Regions from separate parts of the Homo sapiens genome. Here region 2 is linked to region 1. A link is a loop called in an ENCODE intact Hi-C map of the cell type or tissue named here. Cell type or tissue: heart right ventricle. All regions are shown on one strand.

Evidence for each region. Peaks named below come from ENCODE experiments on the same cell type or tissue, not always from the same donor. Only the 100,000 strongest peaks of a DNase experiment are listed, where the experiment ranks them.
Region 2: it touches region 1 in a loop (1.8-fold over the local background); 36 of 110 quality-filtered maps call a loop at or near these places.

Annotation. Positions count from the first base shown.
Region 1 is chr1:183,226,638-183,229,137 of GRCh38, forward strand. It overlaps LAMC2 (laminin subunit gamma 2), which reads left to right. Exons shown (of 23, transcript NM_005562.3): 9 at 61-279; 10 at 878-1,060; 11 at 1,737-1,982. Among named protein-coding and RNA genes, the nearest start is that of LAMC2, 42 kb to the left of the region's middle. RefSeq lists a silencer at 1,884-2,089. In heart right ventricle, CTCF peaks have their summits at 1,528 and 1,732; a DNase peak (open chromatin) is centred at 1,544.
Region 2 is chr1:183,034,640-183,037,139 of GRCh38, forward strand. All of the region lies in intron 1 of LAMC1 (laminin subunit gamma 1), which reads left to right. Among named protein-coding and RNA genes, the nearest start is that of LAMC1, 12 kb to the left of the region's middle. In heart right ventricle, no CTCF peak of the experiment used is centred here; a DNase peak (open chromatin) is centred at 1,543; H3K27ac peaks cover 671 bases.

The DNA of each region.
Region 1 (2,500 bases):
CTGACTTGAGATCTTTAGACTGTACCACTTGCAACTTCTAACCTGTTCTCTCGATTGCAGGTACTGGGTACATTGACAATGTGACCCTGATTTCAGCCCGCCCTGTCTCTGGAGCCCCAGCACCCTGGGTTGAACAGTGTATATGTCCTGTTGGGTACAAGGGGCAATTCTGCCAGGATTGTGCTTCTGGCTACAAGAGAGATTCAGCGAGACTGGGGCCTTTTGGCACCTGTATTCCTTGTAACTGTCAAGGGGGAGGGGCCTGTGATCCAGACACAGGTGAGTGAAATGACACCTGGACCAGGTGGCTGGGGTGTCATGTGGAAGAGAGAGAGCTGTGTAAGAAAGACCATGGCTGAACTCACATCAGAGGTGGGAAAGGATTAAGGAGAGCAGAGCTGGAGTCAGGGAAGATGGACATGGTGCCTTATTACACTCAATCCTCTTCACTGTGGAAATGCCACAAAGTTGTGAGAAAGGTGCCAGGTTACAGGAAATGGTCGTCATGGTTCAGTGCTGGGTAGAAGAGTTGGTGTCGAGTTCCAAGAATTGTGTGGGGAGATCAAAGACAAGTCCGGGTCTAAATGAATGTGCCGACAAATGGTGTCAGGCCACAGAGAACATGGGGAACAGTGTTAAGTTATGGATAGTAAAAGAAGTGAGTGTCTACTTTGCATAGGGGAGTGAGGGTGAGATTCAGGGTCTTGGCCATGTTTAGATTTGGTTCTATGGGAGGGGTGAATGCCAGTGCTCAGGCACTTTGGGGAAGGCTTCAGAAAGGAAGGCTTTGACATTCTACACTCTGACCCATGTTGAAGGAAATGTATTGTCTGACCCTGCTCACTTCTCTGCCCCTCCACTCTTCTCCTACCCCCAGGAGATTGTTATTCAGGGGATGAGAATCCTGACATTGAGTGTGCTGACTGCCCAATTGGTTTCTACAACGATCCGCACGACCCCCGCAGCTGCAAGCCATGTCCCTGTCATAACGGGTTCAGCTGCTCAGTGATGCCGGAGACGGAGGAGGTGGTGTGCAATAACTGCCCTCCCGGGGTCACCGGTAAGGCCATGGGTCTGCTCTGCCACCTGCCTCTTCCTGTCCTGATGCCATGAATGTGTGCAAATAGCTTCCATTCCGAGGAATTCCTAGGAAATTATAATGACTTCGGGTTCACCCAAATGTGCTCACTCTAAAGATAATATCTTAAAGATAAGATATTGCAATGCCCAAGAGGTGAAGTGGATTAAGCAAGAGCAGAGTGCAATTATGGGAGAAAACACCTAAAGCTGTTTTGAGAGGTTTGTCATTAGAAGATGACATTTTCAGACCAAGCACATGGTTTGTTTCTTAATGAACTAAGATAACGAGGGAAAACTTAGTGACTTCTTAAATGTCACATCCTTCTGCTGGTCAATCTGAAAGAAGAATGGATTCTTCAGCAGCAGTTTTGGGGGTATTGCTCAAAACCTTACTACTTCTGTGGAGCTGCCTGCTTTTTCCCAGCCAGCTAGTTAAGCCTCCTAGTGGCGCTACTGTGTTCTGCAACCTGCAGTGGGCATGGAGAGAGAGGGCCAGCCCTGCCTTGCATGCCTGCTCCTGAGGGCTTTGTTCTGGGGTCCCTAGGGAAGCACATTTCTCTGGCTCTTCTAGAGGGTGACTCGCAACTTTAGGCCTCTGCGTCTGGTCTTCCTCCTGATGGATGTCGACCTAGGCTTGGTCATTTGTTCCTTCCCAGGTGCCCGCTGTGAGCTCTGTGCTGATGGCTACTTTGGGGACCCCTTTGGTGAACATGGCCCAGTGAGGCCTTGTCAGCCCTGTCAATGCAACAACAATGTGGACCCCAGTGCCTCTGGGAATTGTGACCGGCTGACAGGCAGGTGTTTGAAGTGTATCCACAACACAGCCGGCATCTACTGCGACCAGTGCAAAGCAGGCTACTTCGGGGACCCATTGGCTCCCAACCCAGCAGACAAGTGTCGAGGTAGGACTCCACCCCAGGCAGGCTGTGTCTGTGCGTGCCTGTGTACGTATGCACTTGCTTGCCATCTAAGCAGGGACAATGGCAGTTCATATCATGATGTTACTTTGATTCTCTGACCAAACTGGCCTGTGAGCACCCTGGGCCTTTCTTCCTCTGTCAAAGGCCTTAAGACAGGTTTACCCTGTAGCCAGGCTCTGGAAGACAGAGCTGGGTTAAAGCTGGGTGGGAGAAGTGAAAAAGGTCAGGTTTACATTCCTACGCGGAAAAGGATGTAACACGGGGCCACATCCTATGCCCAATCCCAAGGCAGGGAGGCAGGGAAGTGGCTGCCAAACCTGTTGTAGGAGAGTAATAAATGACTTGAGAGTAAGCCTAAGCAAACTCAAGTGGGAAGGGGAGTGGGCTGTAAAATAGTTTAAGAGACTCTCTCAGGAAGTCAGCGTAATTGATGTGTAGAAAGGTAACAGTCAACAGTTCTCCTAACAAGACAGCTTCAAAGCAGCAGCTATAGTGGAGCA
Region 2 (2,500 bases), 190 kb before region 1:
CCCGGAAAAGCTTCCCGGATCTTGAAGAAAAGTAATAGACATGAGTGTAGGGTGTTTCCAGGAAGGTTGAGTTGTTTGAATAAAGATCTAAAAGTAGTTAGATAATGGTGAAGGTATTATTTGCCATTCATGGAGCAATGAGGACGTGCCAGATGGATTCTGAGGAGAACTTGAAAGCTGGGTGACAAAAGAAACTAAATTACCTTTTGTCAAGTGCCTCCTGGTTACCTCTTTGAATTCTTCAGTCTTGAGAACTATTGTTAGCCCCGGGGAAGAATAATATGACTAGTGACTTTTCTGAGGTTGCGTAGGTTGAAATCCAGACCTGCTGTGGTACATAGATTATGTTTTTGCCACTCTGCCATTTTAGGTCAGACCTGCTGTAAGTGATAGTGAATTCTAGAAAGACCTCAAATTGAGGAGTAAAATGAGAGTGCTAAGGAACTAAGCATTGTTTCTCTGATAGACCACTGCTTTAGGATCTCTGGATTTCGACTGCTTCTGTTAAAAGGGCTTTACACTTAAGAACAGAGGATTTTTTTTTTAATTAAAAAAATATATATGTTTTAGACAGGGTCTTGCTCTGTCATCCAGGTTGGGGTGCAGTGGCACGATCCTATTTCATTGCAGCCTCAAACACCTGGGCTCAAACAAACCTCCCACCTCAGCCTCCTGAGTAGCTAGGACTACAGGCATATGCCACCATGCCTAGCTAATTTAATTTTTTTGTAGAGATGGGGTCTCTCTGTGTTGTCCAGACTGGACCCGAACTCCTGGCCTCGAGCAATCCTCCTGCCTTGGCCTCCCAAAGTGCTGGGGTTACAGGTGTAAGCCACCATGCCCAGCTGAGGATTGTTTTCAGTGGAAGAATTTTAGGTTTTGGGCATATGTACTAGTTGTATGATATTTAGCTGTTAATGCTTCTAGAAATTTCTAAGGAATTTATTGAATTTGAGAATGAGGTCCTGGATTTTGTCAGTGTCTGTTGATAGAAAAAATATGCTCTACCTGTGAAAAGAAAATTTCTACACGTTCTGAATTTATTATGCCAAGCGGAAAAGTTAGGCCCTGGAGACTGAGTCACATAACATGGCTGTTTTTCTTCTCTGGTGTGTGACTGTTGCTTAGGGACCTTTGTGTTGAGATGTTACCTGTAACCAGATACCCTATTCTTTATTCAAACCTAGACTAAATGCAGCTGGAGGTAGAGACCCCTGTGATTGTTACTGCTTTACAATGGAGTGTTAAGCAACCCCCTTAGAGTATAATAGTAACCAATCAAATCTTGTATCTCTATGTTAGCCTTATGCAGAAAATGTTGTAATCCTGTTCCACTCCCCTATTTTTCCTATATAAATGATTCTCACCTTTCCCAATGCTGGGGAGTGCTGACCACCATTCTTCAGTGTCCATGTTTCCTGGAAAACTACCCTCACACTTTGTGCTTGAATGAATTCTTTTTTTTTTTTTTTTTTTTAAGACAGCGTCTTGCTCTATCTCCCAGGCTGGAGTACAATGGCGCAATCTTGGCTCACTGCAACTTCCGCCTCCCGGCTTCAAGTGATTCTTCTGCCTCAGCCTCCCGAGTAGCTGGGATTACAGGCACTTGCCACTGTGCCCAGCTGATTTTTGGATTTTTTAGTAGAGATGGGGTTTCGCCATGTTAGCCAGGCTGGGCTCAAACTCCTGACTAGGTGAGCCATCTGCCTTGGCCTCCCAAAGTGCTGGGATTACTGGCGTGAGCCACCACGCCAGTCTTTTTTTTTTTTTTTTTTTTTTTGAGACAAGAGTTTCGCTCTGTCACCCAGGCTGGAGTGCAATGGCGTGATCTCGGCACACTGCTACCTCTGCCTCCTGGGTTCAAGCGATTCTCCTGCCTCAGCCTCCCAAGTAGCTGCGATTACAGGCATGTGCCACCACACCCAGCTAATTTTTGTATTTTTAGTAGAGATGGGAGTTCACCATGTTGGCCAGGCTCCGACCTCAAGTGATCCGCCCGCCTCGGCTTCCCAAAGTGCTGAGATTACAGACGTGAGCCACTGCGCACAGCTGAATGAATTCTTTTAACTGGATCCTCTGTAAAAAACACATTACGCTTATTTGTGAAGAACAAAGGATTGTTTTCTTTTTTTGTTTTGTTTTGTTTTGTTTTTTAGATGGTGTTTCACTCTTGTCGCCCAGGCTGGAGTGCAGTGGCACGATCTTGGCTCACTGCAACCTCTACCTCCTGGGTTCAAGCAATTCTTCTGTCTCAGCCTCCTGAGTAGCTGGAATTACAGGCACCCACCACCACGCCCGGCTAATTTTTGTATTTTTAGTAGAGATGGGGTTTTGCCATGTTGGTCAGGCTGGCCTCGAACTCCTGACCTCAGGTGATCCATCTGCCTTGGCCTCCCAAAGTGCTGGGATTACAGGCGTGAGCCACCGCACCTGGCCCCAAAGGATTGTTTTCAGTGGAAGACTTGTAGGTTTTGGGTACTTGAACTAGTTGCATGATATT